Regions from separate parts of the Homo sapiens genome. Here region 2 is linked to region 1. Evidence: read pairs that join two places in POLR2A ChIA-PET (ENCODE). Cell type or tissue: Panc1. All regions are shown on one strand. Links, peaks and the distances in the headings refer to the core of each region. The heading gives the core; the rest is flanking DNA.

Region 1 (8,098 bases), core at 1,415-6,414:
ACCAGCCAGCTCCCAATTGCCAATGCCTGCGGGCACCTCTCTGCCTGAGGGCCATCTCTGGCCACTAGAGCTTGCGCTGCCTGTGTGTGCAGTGGTTTAGGAGTACCGGGAATTAACACCCCCAGGAGCAACCTCACCCAGTGACAGAGGCGGGGTGGGTGTATACATGCCCTAGTTCCCTCACCCCATGGTGGGATAACTCTGAAGTGTGTTTCACAAAGCATGCCAGAGTTCCCCCAAGGGACACCGATGTAACTGACTTGATAAGGCATCTTTCACTGGCTTCCTTTGCTTCCCTGTCTCGCTTCCCCATTCCTCTACCAGAGTTTCCTGGACTTACCTCCCAAATAATTACAGCATTCAGCTCCTTATCTCAGAGTCTACTTCTGGGGCAACCCAAACTAAGACTATGAGTCCAAGTGTGTTTTGACTGTCCATGGTGTCCACTACGAAATTTCTCACATGGCCACAACACAGAGTCCACATATTGCCTAATGACCCCTCTACACACATATCAAATACCCCACCATCATCCTCTTCCTCCACCCACCACTCCCCTGGAAACTTCCTTGCCTGAATCTCATGGCTCAAGATCCAGCTCATCTGATCAACCAACCTGTGCCATCGGGAGAAGGCTTAGGGCTGCCAGGTATTCCCAGAGTAACCTTCTGGAAACAGTGGCAGTGCTTCTGCCAGCTAGCTTGTTAATAACTCTAAAGTGGAACTTGTAGGCAGTGTGACAAGATGTTGGACCCGGTGGAGACTGGCAGCAACCTCCAGTTCACACTACCAAGCAGGCTCACCTTCCTACCCACAAGGGCGGGGGAAGCCCTGACATTTCCAATAAGGGCCTCTAACATCTAACCAGAGTTCTAGACCCAGAATGAGCCCCAGATTCTGTAGTCTGGATGCAATGAGGTCTGAGAATAAGAAATGAGGTTCACAGGGGTAGGGGAAGGATTATAGAGATGTGGGCACACAATGAGCTTATAAACGCCATGCAGACATGTCCTGGATTCCCCTAAGCCTGGGAGGTGACACAGGAGAATGAGAAAGAAAGCTGTAGAAAGTCCTTTGACATGGCTTTTAACTTCAGCCTCGGCACCTAATTGCTGTGTGACCTTGATAAGCCACTTGCCTTCTGCGGTCTCAGTTTCTTCCTGCAATGAATCTGGAAGATTTGTTTTTGGGTCATTGAAGGCCACTGGCTGGCAGCTGAGCTCACTCCTTGCCATACCCTCGTGCCCCTCCTCATGGCCTTCTCTGTGTCTACCCTGTAGTCTTATTCCAGAAAGAAAAGTGAATTCAGGTCTTGCCGTGGCACAGAACTTCAGCTTGCCTTATGGGCTTTATGTATCTTGCCAGAAGGTAACCTGGCCTCCTCAAGGTCCCCTGCATTTTACTGGAACACCGGAATCAAACCCAAGTAGATGAGGCCACTGAAATTCAATTCATTTCCCCATCTCTATCTGCCCAGTATCCCTCTCAGAGATGGGGGAAATGCCTTCATCAAGAGTTTCTAAAGAATCACTTGGCAGCTGGGGACAGTGGCTCATACTTGTAATCTGAGCACTTTGGGAGGCCGAGGCGGGCAGATTGCTTGAGCCCAGGAATTTGAGGCCAGCCTGGGCAACATGGCAAAATCTCGTCTCTACAAAAATACAAAAAATTAACCGGGTGTGGTGGCACATGCCTGTAATCCCAGCTACTCAAAAGCTGAGGCACTTGAACCCAGGAGACGGAGAATGCAGTAAGCTGAGATGGTGCCACTGCACTCCAGCCTAGGAGAAAGAGTGAGACATTGTCTCAAAAAATTAAAAAAAAAAAAATCACTTCAGGAGCGTCTCAGGGCCGAGGAGTTACTCAAGTTCAACTCAGAGGTCTCCGTTCCTGAATCTTTCTTTCTGATAAGTTGTTACAGAAAGTTGAAACAAGGTCAATAGGAAGAACTTCCCAAAATGAAGGACCAGAGGCACTGAGCAAACAGCAGTGGGGCTGCTTGGTCTCATGTGGGTGTGGGCCTGCTGAGAGGCAGAAAGATGAGTTAGATCACCTCCGGACCAGAGCCTCTCACACAGCCCATCCGTCTCTGTTCCCAGAAATCAGGAGGCTGCTTTTTCTGGAACCACAGAGCTCTTCTGCCTTCGGGGCTGAAAGGAGACACCTGCTAGCAGAGAGAGGTACCAACCGGTAGACATCAACAATCCCAGGGACATGTGAACCGACAGTGTCGGGGGGCGCTGGCAGACGGGAAGCTGGTGGGACTGTCACTTGAATGTCTGGGTGACCCAAGCAAGTCATCCCCCTCCTCTAGGTCGCTGTCTTTCCTCAGGTCTCTTCTGGGCATCTTCAGAGCAGCCAGGACCCCCACCCCCACCCCACCTGAGCTAGGCTGGCAGAGTGGGGCGAGGTGAGGATAGGCTGGCAGAGTGGGGTGAGTGAGGAGGAGAGCAGTCATTCACATTCATCTAAATCCCCTTTCATTCAAGAAACACCAACTGCCCCTAAAACGGGTATTTGTGGCAAAGACTGCTCATCACCCACCCAATACCCACTCTCCCTTTCTTTCTAACAGAATACAGATATTTTCTCAGATGGGAATGTGCCCATCTAAAAAACCCTATTTCTCAGCCTGCCTTGAAGCTAAGAATGGCCAGTAAGATGTAAGCAGAAGTCACTGCAGGGTGTTTCTGGGAAAGCTCCTTAAAGACAGCAGACTCAGCCGACAGGCCTGCCTTTTAAAGGTTCCTGCTGTCTTCCTTCCTGGAATGTCTCATGATGGCTGAGCCCCATCAGCCTTTTGGTGACCTTGAGGCAAAATGTCAAAAGGCAGGGTTCCCAACCTTTGCTGCACACTGGAATCACGTAGGGACTTTTTTTTTTAATGCAGATGACTGGTTTCCACCCCCTAGACATTCTGATTTAATGGGTATGTTGTGCAACCTGGGCTTTTTTTTTTTGAGATGGAGTTTCACTCTCGTTGCTCAGGCTGGAGTGCAGTGGCGTGATCTCGGCTCACTACAACCTCGGCCTCCCTGATTCAAGCGATTCTCCTGCCTCAGCCTCCCGAGTAGCTGGGATTACAGGTGTCCGCCACCACACCTGGCTAATTTTTTTATTTTTAGTAGAGACGGGGTTTCACCATGTTGCCCAGGCTGGTCTCAAACTCCTGACCTCAGGAGATCCACCCGCCTTGGCCTCCCAAAGTGTTGGGATTACAGGTGTGAGTCACTGAGCCTAGCCAGCATCAGGACTTTTTAAACCTTCCAGGTTATTCTAACATGCAGCCAAGTTTGAGAACCACCACCATGAGAAGAGCAGAGCACGAAGATGAAAGGAGCCTTGAGAACCTACCTTGAGACTTGAGAAAGTCATCATTTGTTTAAGCCTTTCTGGTCAGGTCTTTCTTTCTAGCAAACAGGCCTGGGGGGTCCTTATGCTGCTCCCTTGGGCCAACCCATCTGCCACAGCACAGGCTGGGGAACAAAAATCTGCCAGGGAATGCCTTCAGAAACCTCACATTTGGGGAAGTAGACAGGCACTGGACTTTGCATTGGGCAGTCTTGAGTTCGAACCCTGACTCCACCACCGCCTAACTGTAGGGCCCTGGGCAAGTCACTCAATGTGAACCTCAGCTCCTCCATCTGGAAAATGAGGGCATTAGAAAAGGCTGTGTGTTCACCAGCTCAGCTGTGAGCTCCTTGGGGACAGATGTCATTTCACCTCTGCAGCCAAGACCCACCACCCTTCCAGACACGTAGTGGGTACTCATTAAATATTTGCTGGTTTTGATCAGGCATGGTGGCTCACAACTGTAATCCCAGCACTTTGAGAGGCCAAGGTGGAAGGATCACTTGAGCCCAGAGTTTGAGACCAGCCTGGGCAACATAGTGAGACCTCCATCTCTACTAAAAATTAAAAAAAAAAAAAAAAAAGTTAGCCGGGCATGGTGGTGTATGCCTGTAGTCCCAGCTACTCACGAGGCTGAGGTGGGAGGATTGCCTGAGCCCAGGAGATCGAGGCTGCAGTGAGCTATGATCACACCACTGTTCTCCAGCCTGCAAGACAGTGAGACCCTGTCTCAAATGAAATCAATTTTGCTGGTTTTACATTGAATTGCTACTTTGTTCTCCAGCTCTGAAATTTTCACTTTCTTTGGTTTTTTTGTAATAGAGACAGAGTCTCACTATGTTGCCCAGGCTGGTCTGGAACTCCTGGGCTCAAGTGATCCTCCCATCTCAGCCTCCCAATGTGCTGGGATTACAAGTGTGAGCCACAGCACCTGGCCTCACTTTATTCTTAACCAAACAGGAAAGAGAATAAACAAAAGGGCCACATTTCAAAAAGGTACCATAATTTACCTATTAAAAATCAAAGAAAACTGTGTTTCTGAAGGAGACTCCTTCAATCTCTCTAGGTTTGGGAAGCCAAACCTAGAGAACCAAGGGAGGTCCCTTGGTTAGAAGCCAGAAAAGGGGCCAGTCTCCTGGGCTCTTGGCCTGGACCCTCCAGTTAGCACCATTGAAGTAGAAAGCCTCCTTGCTCACAGTTTAGAAAATAATCAGTGGATTTTGTTTTTTTCCCAAGACTCCAGGGTTCAGATGAACTTTGTTGAAACTAAGCTTGGGCAGTAACCTGGAAAACCAGGAAATGCCCTCAGAAAGTCCAAGGGAAGAAGACATCTGTTTTGGTCTGGCTTTTTCAGACACACTGTCTACACCAGCTGTGCCCAAGAATCATCTAAACAGCTCTTACAACCACAGATGCCTTGATGCCACCTGCAGGGTTTCTGATTCAGGAGGCCCGGGGTGGGGCTGGGCATCTGTTGTTGAAAAAGCTCTCCAGGTGGTTCTGACATGCGCCAGGGCTGAGAACCACTTTTCTACACAGCTTCCAATCCTCCAGATAATTAATGTATCTCGGCTGAGTTTCTGGGCCTGGAAAGGAACCAAGAAGAGCCTGGGGTGGAATCTTCAAAGCCAGCCAAGCAGTGCCCTCGAGTCTGCTCAAGCCACCACCCAGCCACCAAGGTCACCCACCCCTGCAGCTCCAGCCTTTCACAGGCAAAAGGCTGGGCTTGGGGAAGGGGAGCTGCTATTCCAGCCTCCCTGGCCTGCCACATTTCTCAAAAGCACAGCCTATACCTCCTGTTGCCACATGCCACCCACACCCGGAGCTCCCTGCCATCTGCCTGCCACCCTCTCTGCTCTCGTGAAACGGAGTCCCCATAGTTCACCTTCGAGTTTACAAAGTGCTATCACTCCTGGGCTTCTCTGTAATCCCAAAAGGTAAGCGTGCCTAAACCAGGCTTCACATGGGGAAACTGAGGCTCAGAGAGGCGAGGCCATTGGGCAAGGACCCTCAGAGGCAACAGGCTGCCCACCTGGCCCTCCAACCCGAGTCCAGACTTCTTACTTGAAGCCCTCATTTTGCACAGCGCAATCCCTGGTCTAGCAGCATCGGCACCACCAGATTCACGCAGAATCTCAGCCCAGCCCCAGCCCCGCTGAATCAAGAATCCGCATTTCCACAAGATCCCAGGGGAGACTTGTGCACGGGAAAGTTTGAGGAGCCCCACTCTGTGCTGCAGCTGCCCCGAGCTCCCCAGTCCCCCGGTGGCCCTTTCTCATTCCTCCTCCTCCTCTCACAGACTCTGTCACAGACCCTCGGGTCATGTCCCCTCTCAGGCCTCCTCCCGCCCCCTAAACATTGGTGCTCCCCAGGGCTCTGGCCTCAGCCCAATCCCTTCTCTCTACTTTCTAATCCCTGGCAATTTTATTCCACCTCATGGTTTCAACCCACATCCTTCTGCAGACATAAATCCAGATGTGCAAATCTACCTCTCCTGAGTTGATCTCTCTCCTGAGCTCAGTGCTCATTGTCCACCCGATTTGTCGATATCCCCCCCAGACATGCCAGTGCCAGAATCCCATGAAGTTCAAAACTTCACTCACATTGTCACTAAAACTATTTACTGAGGCCTTGCTACGTGCCAGGCACTGTGCTCAGAGCTTCCTAAGCACCGTCTCATCACAAGCCCACGCAGTGAGTACGATGATCTCCATCTGACAAGCGGAGAAGCCACGGCTTAGAAAGCAGATGTAACTTCCTGGGCTTTTACAGCTGGTGTGGGGCAGAGCTGGGATTCAGACCCAGGTTTCTTATGCAGAGGTCGAGGCTCTTAACTACTTCACTTCCCCAAACCTGTCTGACTTCCAGTGGCTTTTGTTCAACCTGTTATCACTGTGTGCCAAGTCTCCCAGCTCCAAACCTCAGAGCCGTTTGCAGCTCCTATTCCTTGCCTGAACTCTTTCCGATACACTTTTAGTGCTTAATGATGGTACAATCTTGTGTCTTGCCTTTTGCAACAGCCTCTAACTGGTTTCCTTCCTCCACCCTCAAACCCCTACCATCTATTCTCTACATGACAGCCAGAGAGGTTCTATTAAAAAGGTGTCAGTTCATGTCCCTTCTCTGCTCAAAACCCTGCCATGGTCCCCTATCTCATGCAGAACAAAATCCAGAATCCTTTCATAGCCTTCAAGGCTCCAAATGATTGGACCTACTAACTCTCTGGCCCCACCTTCTACTGCACTCCCCCTGGCTCATTCTGCTCCAGCCACATTGGACTCCTCACTGTTGCTCCAACAGGCCAGGGCCTTTGCAGCGGCTATTCCTCTGCCTGGAACACACCTCCTGCAGATGCCCACAAAGCTCCCTAGGACTCCCCTGGACAACTGCAAAGCCTCCTGACAGTCTCTCCAGCACGGCCTCCTCCCACACACAGCGGCATGGCTACCTGGCCCATAATATGGCTTGCATCAACCCAGCTCCCTGTTTGACATCCTCCTTACAGCTTTGCAATGAGCAGTTCTGGGTTCAAGTCCAGGTCTGCCACTTGGACAAGGGACTGATAAATGACTTTCTCAAGGAGTTGTGATGAGACTGAAGATAATGCATACTTATGATCACAGGCTGGACAGTCAATGTTAGCAATGTTTAATATTATTCCTGGCCAGGCACAGTGGCTCACGCCTGTAATCCCAGCACTTTGGGAGGCTGAGGCAGGCAGATCACAAGGTCAGGAGATTGAGACCATCCTGGCTAACATGGTGAAACCCCGTCTCTACTAAAAATATAAAAATTAGCTGGGTGTGGTGGAGTGTGCCTGTAGTCCTAGTTACTCGGGAGGCTGAGGCAGGAGAATTGCTTGAACCTAGGAGGCAAAGGTTGCGGTGAGCCAAGATTGTGCCACTGCACTCCAGCCTGGGTAACCGAGACTCCACCTCAAAAAAAAAAAAAAAAATCCTTTACTGTTCCAGCCCTAACGGCCCCAGTTCCCTTTCAGCTTATGCTCCAGCCCAACTGAACAGCTCACGAACTCCTCACACACTCGGGTTCCTTAGCTTCCAGGCCTTTGCCACAATGTGCCCTCCACCTGGAATGCCCCTCTCAATCCTTACTTCTATTTGTCAAGGCCAGTTCAAATGCTCTCTTTTCCACAAGGCCTTGGAAGCAATTACTTCAACCTTCAAATTCTCACAACCTTTTATCCGCCCTTGCTACATGACATTTATCAAAATCTCCCCCTACCTTACATGTGATTCCCCTTCTCCTTCCATCTTATTCATCTCAGTAGCCCTGCCAATGTCCAGAACTGAGTCTTACTCAAGGTAGAGGCTCAGTGAACATTTAATGAATGATGAGTGAAAGGAACACCACACTGCTTTCCTTCCCTGCAAATCAGAAGATCCGGTGGGACTGAGTCTTAGGGCTACTTCTTACCAGCTGTGCAATGTTGATCAGGTCACTAAAACTCTTGGAACCTCAGTTTTCTCATCTGTTCAATGGAGACAATAGTACCCCTTGTGCTGACCTCTCAGAACGTCATGGAAGCAAAGGCTGCAGAGGCATGAAAATGCCTGGTAAGTCATGTGGCACTTACACACTTATAAGGGATTGTTGTTCTGACCAACAATCCTCCCTAAAAGGTTCATTCCCCCTCACACAAAAGGATCCCTGAAAAAACCATGACCAAACGAATGGTGGGTTATCAAGTGAGGTTTACTTTCTTTCTTTATACTTTTATGTATTCCTT
Region 2 (6,549 bases), core at 1-5,000, 270 kb before region 1:
CAAACTTCGAAAACTCACTTATTAATTCTAGGAGCTTTTTTGGTAGATTCTTTGTGATTTTTCTGTGAATTCATCATGTAATGTGTTGAAAAGGACACTTTTCTTTTTTCCTTGCCAATTGTATGCCCTTTTCCCCTGCCTTTATTTCACTGTCTAGGACATCCACTAGGATTTGAATAGGATGTTAGCTATATATATATGCACACCAATATGAATATACACATATATCCTTCATTATCAGGTTATAACAGTTCCCTTTTATTACTAATTTTTAATAATTAGTGGCTGTTTAATTTTGTTAAATGCTTTTTCAGCAGCAATTAATATGAAGTTTTGATACTTAAGTATGTTAATGTGATAGATTATATTGGTTGATCTTTGAATATTTAAACAGTCTTGCAAGTGGGCCATGGTGTATAATTCTTTTTATATATTGCTGGATTTGATTTGTTAGTATTTTGTTTAGGATATTTGTTTTTTTATTCATGAAGGATATTGGTCTGTGATTTTCTTTCACTCTACTGTCTTTATCTGCTTGTTGTATCAGGGTGATGCTGAGCCTCAAAAGATATGGTGGAAAATATTTCTTTTTGTTTTGTTTTGTTTTGTTTTGTTTTGTTTGAGGTGAAGTCTTACTCTGTTGCCCAGGCTGGAGTGCAGTGGCGCGATCTTGGCTCACCGCAACTTCCACCTCCCAGGTTCAAGCAATTCTCCTGCCTCAGCCTCCCAAATAGCTGGGACTACAGGCGCGCGCCAACATGCCTGGCTAATTTTTGTATTTTTAGCAGAGATGGGGTTACACTATGTTGGCCAGGCTGGCCTCGAACTCTTGACCTCATGATCTGCCCACCTTGGCCTCCCAAAGTGCTGTAATTATAGGCGTGAGCCACTGTGCCTGGCCAAATTTTTCCTCTTCTTTTTTTTTTTTTTTTTTGAGACGGAGTCTTGCTCTGTCGCCCAGGCTGGAGTGCAGTGGCGCGATCTGGGCTCACTGCAAGCTCCACCTCCCGGGTTCATGCCATTCTCCTGCCTCAGCCTCCCGAGTAGCTGGGACTACAGGCACCTGCCACTACGCCCGGCTAATTTTTTGTATTTTTAGTAGAAACGGGGTTTCACCGGGTTAGCCAAGATGGTCTCGATCTCCTGACCTCATGATCCACTGGCCTCGGCCTCCCAAAGTGCTGGGATTACAGGCGTGAGCCACTGTGCCTGGCCAAATTGTTCCTTCTTAATCTATTTTCTAGAAGAGATTCTGTAGACTTGGTATCATTTCTTCTTTATATGTTTGGTGGACTCCACCAGCAAAGCTATCTGGACCTCAATTTTTGAAGATGGTATTTAAAATAATGAATTCAATTTCTTTAATAGATATAGGATTGTTCAGGTAATCTATTTCTTCTTGGATGAGTTTCAGTAGTTTGCAATTTTTAAGAAGTTGGCCCTTATCAATGGGTCCACTTATGTGTGTAAAGACGTTTACAGTATTTCTCATTAATTTTCTTTTCTTTTCTTTTCTTTTTTTTGAGATGGAGTTTCACTCTTGTTGCCCAGGCTGGAGTGCAATGGCGTGGTCTCGGCTCACCGCAACCTCTGCCTCCTGGGTTCAAGCGATTCTCCTGCCTCAGCCTCCCGAGTAGCTGGGATTACTGGCATGCACCACCACACCCAGCTAATTTTGTATTTTTAGTAGAGATGGGGTTTCTCCATATTGGTCAGGCTGGTCTTGAATTCCCAACCTCAGGTGATCTGCCCACCTCAGCCTCCCAAAGTGCTGGGATTACAAGTGTGAGTTACCGTGCCCGGCCAAACTTTCTAATGACTGTAGTGTCTGTAGAGATATCCCCTCTTTCATTCCTGCTATGGGTAATATGTATCCTCTTTTATTTTCCTCTGTCAGTCTGACAAGAAGTTTATTAATCTTATTAATCTTTTCAAATAACCGGATTTTTGGTTTCTTTATTTTTCCCTCATTTTACTGTTTTGAATTTTATTAATTTATCTTTATATTTTTATTATTTTCTTCCTCTCATTGCTTTGGGTTTATTAGCTCTTGTTTTTCTAATTTCTAGAGGTAGACACTTTGATTGTTGAATTGGGACCTTTCTTCTTTTCTTAAGTTTTTTTTTTGAGATGGAGTCTTGCTCTGTCACCCAGGCTGGAGTGCAGTGGCATGATCTTGGCTCACTGCAACCTCTGCCTCCCAGATTCAAGCAGTTCTCCTGCCTCAGCCTCCCCAGTAGCTGGCATGCACCACCACACCCAGCTAATTTTTGTATTTTTAGTAGAGATGGGATTTCGCCATGCTGGCCAGGCTGGTCTCAAACTCCTGATCTCAGGTGATCTGCCTGCCTCAGCCTCCCAAAGTGCTGGGATTACAGGCATGAGCCACCACGCCTGGCTCTTCTTTTCTTAAATACAATTAAATACTATAAAATTTCCCTCTAAGCATTATTTAGCTGCATCCTGCAAATGTTGATATGTTGTATTTTTATTTTCATTTTCTTCAAAGCATTTTCTTTCTTTTTTCTTTTTTTAAGATGGAGTCTCACTCTGTTGCCCAGGCTGGAGTAGTGGTGTGATCTCAGCTCACTGCAACCTCCGCCTCCCAGGTTCAAGCGATTTTCCTGCCTCAGCCTCCTGAGTAGCTGCGATTACAGGTGCATGCCACCATGCCCGGCTAAGTTTTGTATTTTTAGTAGAGATGGGGTTTCACCATGCTGGCCAGGCTGGTCTTGAACTCCTGACCTTAGGTGATCTGCCCGCCTCAGCCTCCCAAAGTGCTGGGATTATAGGCTTGAGCCACTGAGCCCAGCCTAGTTTTCTTTTGATCAGTGTTTGCATGTTGTATCATTTAATATCCTTCTATCTACCTATACCCATATATATATAATATATAATATAAATAAATAGTATATATGTGTGTATATATGTACATATGTGTATATATGTGTGTGTGTGTGTATATATATATATATATATATATATATATATATATATATATATAGTCTGTTTGTTTTTTGAGACAGAGTTTCTTTCTGTCTCCTAAGCTGGAGAGCAGTGGCATGATCTTGGCTCACTGCAATCTCTATCTTCAGGGTTCAAGTAATTCTCATGCCTCAGCCTCCCAGATAGCTGGGACTACAGGCACGTGTCACCATGCTTGGCTAATTTTTTTGTATTTTTAGTAGAGACAGGTTTTCGCCACGTTGCCCAGGCTGGTCTCAAACTCCTGAGCTCAATCTGCCTGCCTTGGCCTCCCAAAGTGGTAGGATTACAGGAGTGAGCCACCAGACCCAGTTTATACCCTTATATTTAAAGTGAGTTTCTTGTACACAGCATGTAATTGGTTCTTGATTTTTAAAAAGTTCTTCTATAATATCTGTCTTTTAATTTTTTTTTTAGATTATTGACATTTAATGCAACTATTGATATGTTTGGACTTAGGTCTACGATTTTATTATTTGTTTTCTGTTTTTTTTTTGTTTTTTGTACTTCTGTTTTCCCTTTCTTGCCTTCTTTTGGATTATTTGAAAATTTTAAATACTCAATTTTAATTGTTTTAGTGAATTTTGACTATTTTTGGTATTTGTTTTTTTTTTATTTTTAAAAGAAGAAAAAAATCCATCTTCTCAAGTTGCTTCTCACTTGATTTTCTGCTCAGGAGGAAAGGATGAAAATGGAAGAGAATATGAAACAGAGAACTCTGAGTATAATTTCTTTCCAGTTCCTATTCCCAAAATAGATTTGAGGCTGCTAGTTGACAACATACGATGGTTTAATGGACAATTTTTTGACTTTACAGTGGGTTTATTGGGGTATTAAATGCATTTTTGACTTATGATATTTTAAACTTACGATGAGTCTATTGGGGTCTAACCCCATATTGAGTTGAACATCTGCTTTTGTGTGTGTGTGTGTGTGTGTGTGTGTGTGTGTGTGTGTGTGTGTATTCAATTTACTGATTTACTGTCTGGTATTCTTTCATTTTAGCATGAAGGACTCTTTTCCATATTTTTTGTAAGGAAGGTCTGCTAACAGCAGATTCTCTTTTTTGTTTTTGTTTATCTGGAAATGTCTTCATTTCTCTTTCACTTTTTTTTGTTTTTTGTTTTTGTTTTTGAGATGGAGTTTCACTCTTGTTGCCCAGGCTGGAGTGCAATGGCATGATCTTGGCTCACTGCAACCTCTGCCTCAAAGGTTCAAGCGATTCTCCTGCCCTAACCTCCTAAGTAGCTGGGACTACAGGCATGAGCCAACACACCTGGCTAATTTTTGTATTTTTAGTAGAGATGGAGTTTCACTATATTGTCCAGGCTGGTCTTGAACTCCTGATCTTGTGATCCGCCCCCCTTGGCCTCCCAAAGTGCTGGGATTATAGGCATGAGCCACAGCGCCCGGCCTCTATTTCATGTTTGCAAGATAGTTTTCCTGGGTATGGAATTCTTGGCTGAACCTGGGCATAGTGGCGTATGCCTGTAATCCCAGCTACTTGGGAGGCTCAGGTGGGAGGATCACTTGAACCCAGGAGGTGAAGGCCAGCCTGAGCAACATAGTGAGACACCATCTCTTTAAAAATAGGTAGTTGTGACTGGGCACAGTGGCTCACACCTGTAATCCCAGCACTTTGGGAGGCTGAGGCAGGAGGATCATGAGGTCAAGAGATCGAGACCATCCTTGCCAACATGGTGAAACCCCGTCTCTACTAAAAATACAAAAATTAGCCAGGTGTAGTGGCACGTGCATGTAATCCCAGCTACATGGGAGGCTGCAGCAGGAGAATCACTTGAACCCGAGAGGTGGAGGTTGCAGTAAGCCGAGATCGCGCCACTGCACTCCAGCCTGACAACAGAGCGACACTCCATCTCAAAAAAAAAAAGGTAGTTGTTTGAAAGTATTAATAAGCTAAACAAATTTAGTGAGAGTGATAAAAAAAATTATTGGTTGCGAGTCTTTTTCTTTCAACATTTTGAATATGCCTTCTGGCCTCCATGGTTTCTAATGAGAAATCAGCTGTTAATCTTATTGAGGATCCATTATATGTGATGAGTTGCTTCTTTTGCTGCTTTCAAGATTCTCTCATTGTTTTTTTTGACACTTTGACTATGATATATAGTGTGCATCTGTGAGTTTATCCTACTTGGAGGTTATTGAGCTTTTTGGTTGTGCAGATTAATGCTTCTCAGTAAATTTGGGAAGTTTTTGGCCCTTATTTCTTCAAATATTATTTCTGCTCCTCTCTCTATCCTCTATGTCTGAGGCTCCCATTATGTGTTTGTTGGTACACTTGCTGGTGTCCCATAGGTGTCTGAGGCTTTGTTCATTTTTATTCATCACTATTGTTTTTTTCTGTGCCTTAGTCTGGGTAATCTCATTTGACTTCAAGTTTTATGATTCTTTCTTTTGACAATTCAACTCTGCTGTTGAGTGCTGTCTTAGTCAGCCAGGGCTGTCCTAACAAAATACCATAGACTGGGTGGCTTAAACAAAAGAAATGTATTTTCTCACAATTCTGCAGCCAGCATGGTCAGGTTCTGGTGGGAGTTTTCTTCCTGGCTTACAGATGGCCATCTTCTCTCTGTGGGCCATGGCCTTCCTTCATTGTGTGCACCTGGAGGAAGAGGGGGACGGAGGAATGGGAAGGGGAGAGGGAGATAGTGAGTGATCTTCCTCTTCTCATAAGATGACCAATTCTATCAAATTAGGAGCCCATCCTTAGGACCTCATTTAACTTTAAATACATCCTAAAACCCCATCTCCAAATACAGTCATGATATAGGTTAGGGCTTCGACATATAAATTTTTGGAGAAGACAATTAAGTCTTATTTGGTTCTTTTTTAAAAAGTAATTTTTATCTCTTTATTTTCTCTATTTGGTGGGACATTGTCCTCATCCTTTCTTTTTAATTCTTTAGACATAGTTTCCTTTAATTCTTTTAACATATGATAATAGCTGACTTAAAGTCTTTGTCTAATATGTCCAGTGTTTGTGCTTCTTCAGGTACACTTTCTATTAACTGCTTTTCCGCCCATCTGTGGGCCATACTTCACCATTTCTTTGTGTGTCTCTTAATTTTTTGTTGAAAACCAAACATTTAAAATAACATGGCACCTGTGGAAATCAGATCACCCAGGTTTGTTTTGTTGCTGGTTTTTTTTTTTTTTTTTTTTTTCGGTCACTTTCCTGGACTAATTCTGCAGTCTGTGTACTTTTTCATGTTTGTCTACTGAATCTCTACTTGGTAAGCTTAGTGGTTGCCTAACGACTGGACAGATTTCCATAAATTCCATGAACCAATAAATCTCCCAGCCTTTTTGAAGGTCTCTCAGTGTGTGTTGGTGTATGGCTTCAATGCTCTGGCAGGCAGTATACAACCGTGTCTTAACCTTCACTTTATGCTTTTATTGTATAGAGCCTCAAAGTCAAAGGTGAGAGATTAGGGCCTTCTCAGATCTCTCCCGGGCATTTGTGTAGCCCTGCACATGCATGTGGCCTTCTAGCTCTCGTGGAATATTCAGGGCTTTTCTGAGCCTTCTATGGACATCTCATTC

Evidence for each region. Peaks named below come from ENCODE experiments on the same cell type or tissue, not always from the same donor. Only the 100,000 strongest peaks of a DNase experiment are listed, where the experiment ranks them.
Region 2: POLR2A ChIA-PET joins it to region 1 with 7 read pairs; 2 of 35 experiments call an interaction of 5 or more read pairs at or near these places.

The regions. Positions count from the first base shown.
Region 1 is chr6:37,683,484-37,691,581 of GRCh38, forward strand. All of the region lies in intron 1 of MDGA1 (MAM domain containing glycosylphosphatidylinositol anchor 1), which reads right to left. Among named protein-coding and RNA genes, the nearest start is that of MDGA1, 10 kb to the right of the region's middle. In Panc1, for the core only: no CTCF peak of the experiment used is centred there; no DNase peak of the experiment used is centred there; H3K27ac peaks cover 267 bases.
Region 2 is chr6:37,412,560-37,419,108 of GRCh38, forward strand. No RefSeq gene overlaps it. Among named protein-coding and RNA genes, the nearest start is that of CMTR1, 17 kb to the right of the region's middle. In Panc1, for the core only: no CTCF peak of the experiment used is centred there; no DNase peak of the experiment used is centred there.